Regions from separate parts of the Mus musculus genome. Here all the other regions are linked to region 1. A link is a loop called in an ENCODE intact Hi-C map of the cell type or tissue named here. Cell type or tissue: left cerebral cortex. All regions are shown on one strand. Links, peaks and the distances in the headings refer to the core of each region. The heading gives the core; the rest is flanking DNA.

Evidence for each region. Hi-C counts contacts between places; a loop is a spot of excess contacts. Peaks named below come from ENCODE experiments on the same cell type or tissue, not always from the same donor. Only the 100,000 strongest peaks of a DNase experiment are listed, where the experiment ranks them.
Region 2: it touches region 1 in a loop (2.5-fold over the local background); 3 of 42 quality-filtered maps call a loop at or near these places.
Region 3: it touches region 1 in a loop (2.4-fold over the local background); 5 of 42 quality-filtered maps call a loop at or near these places.

The regions. Positions count from the first base shown.
Region 1 is chr9:72,764,197-72,770,046 of GRCm38, forward strand. No RefSeq gene overlaps it. Among named protein-coding and RNA genes, the nearest start is that of Gm27204, 12 kb to the right of the region's middle. In left cerebral cortex, for the core only: a CTCF peak has its summit at 2,664 (motif pointing right); a DNase peak (open chromatin) is centred at 2,705; H3K4me3 peaks cover 485 bases; H3K27ac peaks cover 394 bases.
Region 2 is chr9:72,967,034-72,971,033 of GRCm38, forward strand. Dnaaf4 (dynein axonemal assembly factor 4) reads left to right here. Exons shown (of 9, transcript NM_026314.3): 7 at 1,999-2,152. It overlaps Gm23567 (a small nuclear RNA gene), which reads left to right and starts at 2,569; the gene lies at 2,569-2,675. In left cerebral cortex, for the core only: a CTCF peak has its summit at 1,655 (motif pointing right); DNase peaks (open chromatin) are centred at 1,635 and 1,833; H3K27ac peaks cover 1,167 bases.
Region 3 is chr9:72,953,949-72,957,948 of GRCm38, forward strand. It overlaps a transcript of Dnaaf4 not described here. Among named protein-coding and RNA genes, the nearest start is that of Dnaaf4, 2.8 kb to the right of the region's middle. In left cerebral cortex, for the core only: CTCF peaks have their summits at 1,001 (motif pointing left), 1,798 (motif pointing right) and 3,288 (motif pointing right); DNase peaks (open chromatin) are centred at 1,005 and 1,803.

The sequences.
Region 1 (5,850 bases), core at 863-4,862:
TAGATTGTAGTAAATAACATGTTAATCCTGGTCCTAAAAACAATCTCGATATGGAAAGAGGGGCTGTCATAACCTCGACATTGATCTAGATGTGTACAGCATCCTCTTCAGCATTCAAAACTCTTCCTTGGCTGGGGTCTGAGGAGAAAGCTCAGAGCTTTGTGAGTACAAGGACCGGAGTTCAACCCTCAGAACCCACATTAAAAAAAAACAACCGAGATAACCCTCGCTTGTAAACCAGCGCTGGAGGAGGAAGAGATGATCAGATCCTGGGGGTCACGGACCACACAGTGTCCCAGAAGCCTAATCTCTAGCGGTGGCTGTCACCCGAGGAACAGCAGCTGAGGCTGACTTGAGCTCCACGTGCTACCTCACTCCGCACAAACGCACCTGAACATAAAAGAAAATCCTCCTGGTTTCTTCTCAGGGCTGTCACAGTGCAGGGCAAGCATGACCACCACAGATGACCACCCAGAGCTTAGAGAAGCCCTGAGGTAAGGCCTTGGATGCACTGAGAGGCCTGAGGAAAGGAGGGGGAGATGGGAAAGAAAAGACGTGTAAAGGATTCTTCAACCCAGCCGGAAAGATTCTGCCAAATAGTAATCTGTAGCCATTATGAAATTTCCAGGAAGGAAAAGATTAGCATGCAAAGGAGGCACAGATGTGACTGGAAAAGTTTCTGCTCTCCTCAGAGACACCAGCGTAGGCGCTCAGAACTAAGGGCTTGCATCAGAGCCTCAAAGGACCACTGAGGTCAGAGGGTCCACATCCCTTGTGTTATGGATGAGATGGGTGATGGGACAGATCTGCAGGGACCAATACAGAGTTACCCAATAACTGCAGATGTTCACAGTATCCTCTGAAGAGCCAGGTATAAACCAGGCCCATGTGCCCATTGGGACAGTCAGGGATAAGCCACAAAAGTTCTCTTTGAGTGACTGCTCTCTGGTAGAGGCCAGGGCTGACCCTGGCAGCACCTGGGTATAGAAGAAAGAACATTTCCCACAGCCGAGCTCTCAACAGGTTGTACTTGTGACCAGGGATGGACGCTGCATGGTGGGAACAGAACCTCCAGGCAGGAGATATGGAGAAAACCAAGGCGAGTTAAGGGGAAGAGAGCAAGAGGAACATGGCCACCTCTCTGTAGAAGACAAACAGGCCCAGGAAGTGACCCATTAGGACCATGGGCTGCGGTGAGATGGCTCAGTGGGTAAGAGCACCCAACTGCTCTTCCGAAGGTCAGGAGTTCAAATCCCAGCAACCACATGGTGGCTCACAACCATCTGATCACGAGATCTGACTCCCTCTTCTGGTGTGTCTGAAGACAGCTACAGTGTACTTACATATAATAAATAAATAAATCTTTAAAAAAAAAAAAAGAATGGAATGAAATTCCAGATTAATTAAAAAAAAAAAAAAAAAAAAAAAAAAAGGACCATGGGCTGCAGTTGTATAACAAACTGAGTCACCAAAAGAATAACTTTAATTATAGGACCATACAAAAGACAGATAACCTATCTGGGCGGTGGTGGTGCACACCTTCGATCCCAGCACTTGGAAGACAGAAGCTCTGTGAGCTGGAGGTCAGCCTGGTCTACAGAGCAATTTCCAGGACAGCCAGGACTGTTACATCGAGAAACTCTGTCTCGAAAACAAAACAAAACAACAAAGCAAAACAAACAAACAAACAAAACCAAAAAAAGGTAAGCAGTCTCTGAGTGAGATTTCTGGACCTCCTCCCACTGGGTTAGGACCCGGAGAGGATAATGTATTTATATGTAATAGTGTAACATGTGGCAGGCATGTTACAAGTATACAAGAGAGAGATGCTTGGGAAATGATGCCTGTGTCCCCTTCTGTGGTAATCTACTATGCAGGCATATATGTGTATTCTACTTCTCTCTGTGTGTGTGCACGCATGTGCCATGGCATGTGTGTGGGGGCAGAGGACAACTTTCAGAAGTCTGTGGTTCGTTAGGATCAAATCCAGGTCCATGCTTGGAGTCAAACAGCCTTACTCCCTGAGCCCCCTCACCAGCCCAATCTATTATACTTAATAAGTGTCTCCCCCACTGTGTTTCATAACAAAGGAGTTATTTTTTCCAAATAAGACACTGGTCTGGCATTTGTGAGAAAAACTCGAGAACAAAGTGTCTGGTGAATGTTGTTTACTGACTGACTGCTTGTGAGCCACTTGCCTTCTTAGGGCTCCATGCCCCTGCTCTCTGGGGGCCCCCTCCGCGGTCCTCTCTCCAAATAACTGGGCCTGTGACCATTCAGGAGCTCTGGAGACAGGAGCAGGGTAGAGTGGCGGTATTTTCCCAGACACTGTGGAGCCTAGGTTGAGTTTCTGTTACAAGTGTCATTTGTGTGTATGAAAGGCCACTGGGACATGTAATTAGCCATCTCTTGAGCCTGTCTGATTTCACTTTTCACATGGAGGGTATGAGCATATACTGTGCTTGGCTGGGCTCAGCTGAAAGAATCAACGGGTGTCAATCGGTTCATCCGCTGAGTTTCTATCTCTGCTCTACCCCTGACTCCCGTCTGCGCCCAAAGGGCCAGATCAAAACCAGTCCTGTGATTTCTCCTAGCTCAGAATCTTCTGACACCTCCAATAAAATGTCTGTTGTTGTCCTCAGCCACTCCTTGAGGTCATTTCTGCCAGAAGATGGCGCCACGGACTCATGTTTGCCCGGAAGCGTGGGCGGTCGTTTGCGAATCAATCCCCTCTGCTTTCAAAGGCTGCAGGGAACTCACCTACTTACCAGCTGCCAACAGATTAATCTTAGAAATACTGCTGCTCATGCTCCCAGGGGGTGGCTGCACCGTGCGCCATCTCTCCCTTTGCTGACTCCGAGGGCATCAGCATGGTCTTTGGCCCGTCGTCTGGTTTCTGGAAAGCGCTAACGGTCAGGGATGAACATGTGCTGTTGTTACATAGTACCCACCATCAGCCATTTGCACGCTGTTCAGAAGGTACAAATGGCCACCGAGCTTGTCAATTGCCTAATTGCTGCTTGGGGGCGGAGGGGGGGGGGAGCAGATACAATTTTGCAACCTTAGATCTCTGGCAGCAGCTAAGCTAGAGAGGCTCAGAAAAGAGTGGTTTCTAGTTGTCTCAGGTTACTGTGAGCCAGGTCAATAGTGTGGAGAGGGATCAGGGCAGGGAAAAGAAAGGAAGAAAGAAAAAAAGAAAGAAAGAAAGAAAGAAAGAAAGAAAGAAAGAAAGAAGGAAGGAAGGAAGGAAGGAAGGAAGGAAGGAAGGAAGGAAAGAAAGAAAGAAAGAAAGAAAGAAAGAAAGAAAGAAAGAAAGAAAGAGCAAGAAAGGAAGGAAGGAAGGAAGGAAGGAAGGAAGGAAGGAAGGAAGGAAGAGAGAAAGAAAGAAAAGACCTTAGGCCAGCAGGCCCATGACTGGGATACTACCCAAAGACAGTCTAGGAGACAGAAAGAGGATCCAAAGTGAAAATTCCCCTAAATGATCCTAGGCTTTGATTTCTTCTCACATGTTAAAGAAACAGAAGAAGGGGAGGGAGAAGAAAGAGAGAAAGGGAGGAAGGAAGAGTGTGTCAGTGTGTGTGAGTGTGTGTGAGTGTGTGTGTGTGTGTGTGTGTGTGTGTGTACATCTGCTTGGGAGATAGCTCAGTCTGTAAAGGACCTAAGTTAAATCCCCAGAACCCGTGGTTTGTTTGTTTGTTTTTAACAAGCCAGTCATGGTGGCGCAAACTTGCAAGCCCCGTGCTGTGCTGTGGGGAGGTAGGGAGGGGGGACCCCCGGGGTGGGGGTGGGGTGGGTCACTAGCTACCCAACCAGCCTACTCAGTGAGATCCAGGACAGTGAGAGACCCTGTCTTAAAGATAATGTGGGCCAGGTAGTGGTGGCCCACTCCTCTAATCCCAGCACTTGGGAGGCAGAGGCAGGTGGATTTCTGAGTTTAAGGCCAGCCTGGTCTATAGAGTGAGTTCCAGGACAGCCAGGGCTACACAGAGAAACCCTGTCTCGAAAAACCAAAAAAAAAAAAAATAATAAAATAAATAAATAAATAAATAAAAAATGGATAGCTCCTAAGAAACTAGAGACCCCCCTCATCCCCTGAGAAAGAGAAGGGGGAGGAGAAGGGAGAGGGGAGCAGGGGTAGAGCTGAAGGCAGAGAGGGGAGAGGAGAAAGAGACCTGGGCTGAAATGGGTATCATTAAATAGTTCTGATTCAAATATATCAGCTAGCTCTTCTTCCATAAAGAAACCCAGTGGTTCTCAACCTGTGGGTCGTGACCCCTTGGGAGACACACTTCAGATGTCTTCCATATCAGATATTTATACTTTGATTCATAACAGCAGCACAATTAATTATGAAGTCATAATTAAATCATTTTATAGTCAGGAGTCATACAACATGAGGAACTGTATTGAAGGGTCACAGCATTAGGAAGGTTTCGAGAACCACTGAAGTAAATAATTTTAAGATTCAAGTAGAAAATCCCAAGGCATCATTGGACCTTCGTTTCAGGAGTCCTGCGTCTCCTTGGCATATGGAAGCACTGGGCACTTCCTAGCTGTCATGCCGGGCATACTGTGGACAGATTCTGACATCTTGAACGTTTGGTCGTGGCCTCAGCAGAGCCTTTAAGATGAATGTGTGTGGGGTCTGAGGAGATAACTTGGTGGTTGAATACCTCCCTGTGAGCTCCAGGACCTGAGTTCGGATCCCTGGCAGCCGTGTAGATGTTGGGCTGAGAGGCAGAGACAAGAGGACCCTGGGGTTTTACTGGCCTGTTAGTATAACTCATCAGTTCTCAACCTTCCTGGTACTGTGACCCTTTCATACAGTTTCTCAGGTTGTAATGACCCCCCCAGCCATACAACAATTTTTCATTGCTGTTTCATAACTGTAATTTTGCTAGTTATGAATTGTAATGTATATATCTGTGTTCTTAGGAAACCCCTGTGAAAGGATCATTCTACCCTCCCCCCCCCAAAAAAAGAGTGAGACCCACAGGTTTGGAACCACTGGTGAGTCCAAACAGCTAGCTCCAGATCCCGTTAGAGACCCTGTCTCAACAAATAATGTGAAGAGTGATAGAGAAAGGTACTGGCCTAAAGATACTGGCCTCCACAGCCTTCATGTGTGCATGTATGTGTGAGTGTACCTACCACACACATACACACACATGAACATACATGCACACACACATACACACATGTACACACACATACACACACATGCACACACACATGTACATACATGCACACAATAGACATACTCACATGCACACACAACTGCATCAGTTTCTGAGAGGGAAGGATTACTGTTTCTCATCTGCCTCATGCAGGTTTCTTTTATCACCTGAAAAAAGTCAGGGAGAGACATGTTGATCTCTTTTGTGGTGAAGGAAATAAAATGATTCTACTCGTCAGATTTCCAAATAGTGATAGGGGATGTTTGAGAGGTTCCAGCAGAGCTGGAGAAGGACAAGGAAGCCAGCCAGTCCCAAGGGTGGGGGACTGAGACATTATTCTATTGAAATGTATCTGAGGGGTCTGGAGAGGGCGCAGAGCTCAATTCTCAGCACCCATGTTGAGTGGCTCATAAGCACCTGCCATTCCAGCTCTGGAGGACCTGGTGTCTTTCTCTAGCCTCTGTGGGCACACATGTGGCATACTTACAAGTAAAAATAAACAGACATCTTTTAGAAGATGCATCTGAGGGGAGAAGCCAGCACTTTCTGGGAAGGCACAGGGAAGGAGATACATAGGGATCATTTCGGCTCCTTCCACACTCTGGCATATGATGTGGGCATGACACCACACTTCTTAGCTATGCACAGTCAGAGTTCTAAGTCACTGCTCTGC
Region 2 (4,000 bases), core at 1-4,000, 200 kb after region 1:
TCCCACCCCACCTCACCCCCCCCCCCAGATTGTCACAGGAGATCCATGGAGAACTGTCTTGTTATTTTGTTGAGCCAGGGTCTCTTGTAGCCCAGTCTACACTCATCGTTTTGAAAGTTGCCTTTTAACCCATGTACCTAAATGCTTTCAGAGCAGGGCCAGGAAACCTACCTTTGCTACTGTGTTGAAATAAACTAAAGTTTATAGAGACAGGCCAGTCTCCTCACCCTGCTTTTCCTGATAGAAGCTTGTTAGACTTGCTATTGTAAGATGTCTTCTCAGTGCAGGTGTAATTGTTTTCCATTGATTGTGTTTTACAGCTTATCCTATTCTGTTGCAGTACTTGGTGTTTAGAGTATGTTAACAAAATGCGGAGGAGGGAAAATTCACTCTTCCCTTTTGAGGACTTTTATCCCCTAGGGAGAAATCAGTTGCGTATGCTGCAAGAGATCACCAAGCTGTGTATTTGTTTATGGTTTTATTTTTTGTTTTGCTTTGTTTTTTGTTTGTTTGTTTGTTTGTTTGAGACAAGCTCTCACTTTGCAGCCCTGGCTGGCCTGAAACTCACTGTGTAGGCAAGGCTGGTCTTGAACTCATGGTGATTCTCCTGCTTCAGCCTCCCGAGTGCTGGACTGACTAGCCTACGCTTTCATGCATGTGAGGATGTGTTTTACTAGGGCTTTTGTTGGTTTGGTTTGGTTTGTTTTTGAGACAGAATTATGTGTAGCCCTAGTTGGCCTGGAACTAGCTCTGTAGACCAGGCTGGCCTTGAACTCACAGAGATCTGCCTCTGCCTCTGCCCTCTGCCCTCTGCCCTCTGCCCTCTGCCCTCTGCCCTCTGCCCTCTGCCCTCTGCCCTCTGGCCTCTGGCCTCTGCCCTCTGCCTCTGCCTCTGCGATTAAAGGTGTGTGCCATCACCACTGAACTGACATATCAGCACTCCTGCTTCTGCCTCCAAACTCCTGGGACCACAGGCCTTTAGCACCATGTCCATGTTATTCTTTAAAAATCATATTTAGAATGCTTCTCCCTGCTTCATTCTAATGCTAAATCAAAGGGGCATGTGTCTCTTTACCAAGATGTACTGATGCTGGCTGGCTGGCCTTGTGCACTCTGTCTGTCCGTCCAATAGATTTTTGTAGTGTTGGGGTTTGCTCAAGGGCCTCACTAACTAGACAAGTGCTATAACACTGAGCTATGTCCCCTGCTCTTTCTCCTTTTTACAATTATGTCACCTATTGTTTGTTTTGACATGGGACTCACATGACACAGTCTCCTTTCTCCCTCTCACGTCGTGGGATTGCAGTAATTCCTTCCTTATTTTGAGACAGTGTCTCATTAAGTTGCCTATGCTGGCCTTCAGCTTGTTGTGTGGGCCGAGCAAACCTTGATTTTGCAATCTTCTCACCTCAGCCTGTGACATGACTGGGATTACAGGTCTGCACCACCAGGCTGGTTGGTGTTGGCTGTGTGTGTGTTGACGGTACACCGACACGGGTGTCTTGCTCGCTCATAGCAGCTTCCTCACGTCATGAAGAGCTGTTCCCTCCTGTTGCTGTTTCTGTTCTCCGCACCAGTTTCCCCATGGTTACCAACGAGCAGCAGCGTTTGTGCTGTGTGCTTTCCTCCTCCATATCCAGCAGGGGGAGAAGTTTTACCAGCTTTTCACACTCCAACTTGAGGCCCAAGTCACCGGCTTCATTCAGGCCAGTTTAAGCCCCTTTCCTATCCCTAAATAAATTCCTTTATCAAGAAAGATAGGCATACACCTGCTGCATTAAACCAATGAGGGCAGCCTTTGGGTGGGAGGATCTGCCCTACTCAAGGTCCTTGCTTGGTGTATGTGGAAAGCTGGAGTCTGTGCAGTAGGCGGTCTCCATCTGACAGGAAATAAACAAGGCAGATGGTGAACCATCTCTCTAAGTGCCAAGTAGGCTCAATGTTATTTTTTCATGTCTGCTTCAATGTTAAATTGGCCCTTTCTTTTTGTCTCATTAGCAAATTGTTTGCAACAGAAAACTATTTGGCAGCGGTTGATGCATATAATTTAGCCATACGACTGAACTGTAAGATCCCATTATTGTATTTGAATCGGGCTGCTTGCCACCTCAAATTAAAAAACCTACACAAGGCCATCGAGGACTCTTCTAAGGTACGTATATTTCTCTGTTTGGGTGTGTTGTGTATATGTTTATGTATTTACTTCATTTAAAAATATAGTGCTTTGAGGCAGGAGAGATGGATCAGCTGTTAAGAGCACTGACTGCTCCTCCAGTGGACCCAGATTCAATTCCCAGCACCCACATGGTGGCTCACAACCATCTGTAACTCCAAGATCTGACGCCCTCCTGTAGATATACATGCAAGTAAAACACCAATGCACATAATACACACACCCATATATATATGTATATGTATATATATATATGTATATGTGTATCTATATATATATCTTTAAGATTATCATGAAGAGTCAGCTATAGTGGCTCATCAAGGGGTTGAAGGAAGAGGATCACTTAGATCAAGGCCAGGCGAATTCCAGGCAAGGTTACCAAATGAGAGAAATGTGTGCTCACTTCAGCAGCACGCATGCTAAAATTGGAATGATGCAGAGAAGAGCATCATGGTCCCTGTGCAAGGATGACACAAAAATTCATGAAGTATTTCCTAATTTTTCTTTTTGAGTTTCCATTTGGAATGTGCTTAGACTACTAAAACAATAAACTACTGATGTCTGAAAAGTGTGTTATAGAACCTAGCATGTTCACGATCCACAGGGCAGGGGGGTGGGGTGGGGCCCCGGGCCTACCTTTGCTAGGCCTTCTTTATTGGTTTAAAGGATGCTCTAGGACTTAGCACTTAGCCTAATGGTAAAGCCTCTGCTCAGCCAGTGTGAGGCGCTGGTTCTGCACTCAGTCCCCGCCCCCAGAAGTTGATGCTAAGCCCTTCTGCCTTTGGAGGTAAGCGCTGTGCTGTGTGTGGTCCCTTTTCCCTTTTGATTTGTTCTGTGTAGAGGATGCTCTACAGTTGCCGGGCTTCCTTCCTGTCTCCAAAGAGGGAGCCAAAGTGAAAGACCAATCAGCAAGTAGCAGACAGGAAGTGAAGCATAGTAAAACATCATCGCCTCTGGCACTGACAACATCCTGCAGCAGTGACGGGGAGTTCCACTGAGAGAGTCACACTGGGCGTCCTGACTGAGAGGTGTCTAGACAGAGCATAGACTTTGCTTCATGTACCCACTGCAGGCCTTTTTATGCTGTGTGATAAACAGTAGTAACCTCTGCTCTGCTGGGAATGGCTCACCCTGAGACCCAGTCATTCTCAGGGGTGCGATGTTTTGTTTTGTTTTGTTTAATTAATTAATTAATTATATTTAGTATACTGTAGCTGTCTTCAGACACTCCAGAAGAGGGAGTCAGATCTCCTTACAGATGGTTGTGAGCCACCATGTGGTTGCTGGGATTTGAACTCAGGACCTTCAGAAGATCAGTCAGGTGCTCTTACACGCTGAGCCAACTCACCAGCCTGGGTGCGATGTTTTTAATCACAGCCTCAGCACTTAGCTATTTTCCTTTCTCTCCGTTAGAGAACCTGACCTAGGATGTGGAGTTTTGGGAGATCTTGAAATAAACATGCTTGAGTCAGCTCTCAATACGTGCAAATAGCACATGACAATTTACCAATATAACTTATAGTGCGGGTCTAAATTGCCTAACATTGGCTAACATTGAACAGGCCTTAAGTTTGCTGTTCTGTGCCTTAGCCTCCCTATACCCGGGATTATCGACATGTACCACCAGGCCCAGCTGATTGATTTGTTTGTACTTTTAGTGTTTTATTTATTTTTGAGACAGGATCTCATGTAGCCTAGACTGTCCTGGAACTTAGTATGTAGAGAATGGCCTTTCACTCTTGATCCTCAAAAGTGCTGGAATTGCAAGCCTGTGACTACACCCAGCTTAATAATGCTCCAGGCACAGGAACTATAGGTGCAGAGCAT
Region 3 (4,000 bases), core at 1-4,000, 190 kb after region 1:
CCCTGTACAGTTTCTCCATTCTGCTCAACCCCCTTCCGCCCCCAACACCATGCAGGAGTTTAACACTGAGCGTGCCTCCCCACCTTTGTGTTTTAGTCTAAAGTTTTTTGTTTTTGTTTTTGTTTTTTTTTTGTTTTGTTTTGTTTGATTTTTTTTTTTTTCGAGACAGGGTTTCTCTGTATAGCCCTGGCTGTCCTGGACCTCACTGGCTGGCCTCGAACTCAGAAATCCGCCTGCCTCTGCCTCCAGAGTGCTGGGATTAAAGGCGTGCGCCACCACGCCCGGCTAGTCTAAAGTTTTAAGACAAGCAGAGAGTCTGTTTTCCCATCAGACTACGGTCTTGTCACCATTGCTTTCAGGGAGACACGTGTGTCATCTGTGCTGTGCAAGGACTGTCACACTTAGACTCACTGCTAGTGGAAATGTTGAATGTAGGCTTTCTTGAACAACTTGTCAGTTTGTCTCCTCTGGTGTTACTCTATTCCAGATTCTCTTGAATAAAGGTAGTTTTTAAGGAGAAGACCTGATTATTTTAAGAGTTTGAACTTTCTCTCATTAGGAGGGGTAAGTGTGAGTGCATTGGCTTTGAATGAAGTGGAACCATCAGCAGGTTAAGGGAGGCTCTGGCCCGTAGGTTGCCAGGAGTTGACACTGATTGAGCGAATTTTGGTCAGGTCCTGCTATGTACACTTCTTTTCTTCAAAGAACAGAGATGAGGTAGAAGGTTAAATCTGTGTGACTTTAATATTGTATGCAATGCAGAAAGATACAACTAAATACTTGCCATGCAAGGGAGACACCAGGATCAAGAAGGTGGTTTGGGGCAGGGTGGAAGTGTGAGGTGGGGGCTTGGGGGTGTGGGGTTAGGAGGGGCTAGAGAGATGGGTAAGAGCACTCGCTGCTCTTCCAAATGTTGTTCAATTCCCAGCACCTACATGGCAGCTCACCACTGCCTTCTGTAACTCCAGTTCCAGGGGAATCTGATGCCCCCTTCTGGCCTCTGTGGGCTCTGCATGAACATGGTACTCAAAAATACAGGCAAACACCCAAACACATAACACAAATAAATTTTAAAAGAAACGGCTTAGTGGGCATGATGGCACACACCTTTAATTCCAACACTTGTGATGCAGAGAACAGGCAGGTCTCTGTGAGTGTGAGGCCAGCCTGGGCTACAAACAGATGCCATATATTCTTAAATTTTTAAAATTTGGCATTAGTAAGTCAGATGTGGAGTCACATATGTATTCCAGGCAGAAGGACGGAGTTTCATTATGTAACTAGCCTGGGCTACATAGTGAAAGAGGGGTAGGGAAACAGTGGGGTGAGAGGGCTCAGCAAATCAGTAGCCCGAGCTATACAGCAAGTTCCAGGTCAGCCTAGACTACATGGTGTCTCTAAAATGAACGAATGAATAGTAATTTTTAAAAAGAACCTTTTGTTTTATATACGATGCTTATTTGTTTTATGTATTAGAGGTCAGAGAGCAACTTGCCAGAGTTGGTTCTCTCCTTTGACCATGTGGGTCCTGGGGCTTGAACTCACGCTATCAGGCTTGGCTCCTTAAGAATCCTTTTTTTTTTTTTTTTTAACTTCCTTTTTTCAGCCATCATTTAGTGTACAGCAATAATTTGCTTGTTTGTATTGCTATATAATATTCTGTTTGTGTATTTACTTTAGAAATATTTAGGTGCTTTCCAGGTTTAAAGGATTTCATTTATTTTATATTATGTGTAGGAATCTTTTGCCTGGCCTCTGTCTATGCACCGTATGCATGCAGTGCCTTTTGAGGCCAGAAGAGGGCATCAGATTCCCTGGACCTGGAGCTACAGACAGTCATGAGCTGCCTTGTGGGTGCTGGGTTCTCTGTAAAGCAGCAGTCAATGCTGTTAACTGGTGAGCTGTCTCTTTAGGCCCTAAGGGAGGACATTATTTTTATCTATCTATCTGTCTGCAGTTTCTCCTCCCTCCTCTCCTCCCAGTCCTTACCCCCATCCCTCCTCCCGACACCCATTGTTCCTCCCCTTCTCTTCAGAAAAGGGGAGACCTTAAGGAGGACATTTTTTTTTCACACAAGGATCGTATGAGATCTGTCTCAGAGAAGACTGGGTTATAGACAGTTAAAGGGTCTTTCTTACATTCCTTCAGTTTAAGCCAGGCAATGGTAGTACATGCCTTTAGTTCCAATACTAGGGAGGCAGAGGCACAGGCACAGGCAGGTGGATCTCTGTGAGTTCCAGGACAGTCAGGGATACACAGAGAAACCATGTCTTAAAAAACTGGGGGGTGGGGGGATGGGGGGGTGAGGGGGGACGACGACAAAGTTTCTTTAGCCTAAAATATCTAATATGTCAAATATAGCATGGTGTGGGATAAGCAAAGGGATTGCCTCCATTTTGGAAGCGCTGAATCTAGTTGGAAACTTCCTTCTCTTAGGCTGTCCCAAATTCCAACCCCTTTCACAAAGGCGTTTCTCCCCTTAGTCTGTTCCCTCCTGCTCAGTGTGCTGAGCTCAGCTTGTTCAGCTACAGAGAGATGGCTTATACGCCTGGGTTGAAAAGCTTTGAAGAAATATGTTAGATAAAAAAATTAACAATATTATGCTTTTTGATAAACATCAGTTCTGCTTTTATTTGTTTTTGATTTTTTTTTTTTTGAGACAGGGTTTCTCTTTGTAACCCTGCCTATCCTGGAACTCCCTCTATAGACCAGGCTGGCCTTGAACTCAGAGATCTGCCTGCCTTTGCTTCCTGAGTGCTGGAACTAAAGGCATGAACCACTACTGCCGGATAGTTCTGCTGTATTTTATTTCAGACAAGGTCTCATGCAGCCCAGGCTGGCCTCAAATTTAGTATGTAGTAGAAGTTAGCTTTGAACTTCTGGTCTTCCTGTTTCCACTTTGCAAGTTCTAGGATTTCAGCACACACAGCTACACCTACCTGGTTTGTGTGATGCTGGGATTAAACCCAGGGCTTTGAGCATGCTAAGCAAGCTCTCTACCACCTGAGCTACCTCCTCAGCCCATCAAGTCCTTTAGTATTTTATAATTTATTTGGTTTTCCAAGATAGGATTTCTCTGTGCAGCCTTGCCTGTCATGGAACTTGCTCTGTAGACCAGGCTGGCCTCGAACTCAGAAATAGATGCCTGCCTCTGCCTCCCAAGCACTGGGACTAAAGGTGTGTTGGCACACTGCCTGACTTCTTTTTTATCTTTATTTTTAAAGATTTATTTATTTATTATATGTAAGTACACTGTAGCTGTCTTCAGACACACCAGAAGAGGGCGCCAGATCTCATTACAGATGGTTGTGAGCCACCATGTGTTTGCTGGGATTTGAACTCAGGACCTTTGGAAGAGCAGTCGGTGCTCTTATTCACTGAGCCATCTCACCAGCCCCAATTTTTTATTTTTAAGTATGTGCATGTGTGTATGTGTGTGTGTGTGTGTCTGTGTGTGTATACAGTGCCTGTAGAAGCCAGAAAAGACACAAGAGCTTGAGACAACATGCTAGGAACAAGAATAGAATAAAAAGAGGGAAATGGCAAAAAGCAGGATGAAAGTGAAACAAATCAGCAGGATGTTAGGTTCTCTGCTCAGAAGGACTGACAAAGGAGCAGAAGTTTGAGATAATGATCTGCTGACAAAACAGGTCAGGATCAGGAAGGGAGAGATACTAACACCAACTCTACTGATCCTAAACTTTCTGCAATAAATTATGCTGGAGTTTAAACATTTCCCTAAATGCTCTCCAAACTTTTTTTTTCTAGTTTAAAATGCAGCATTCTATGTGCAAATAACTTCTCTAGTACTTAATTACATTTATCATTCACATCAGACTCGCGTAATGTAGAAACTGGGCCTAAGGAAGTAGTGTAGAAGGAGCATTTAGAATAAATGAAAGATCTCAGTCATTTTTCTGCTAACAATGCACATGGCACTAAAGACGTTGGGCTGAACTACACGGCCTTCAAGTTTCTTGGCAGCTGAAGTTCGGTGTGT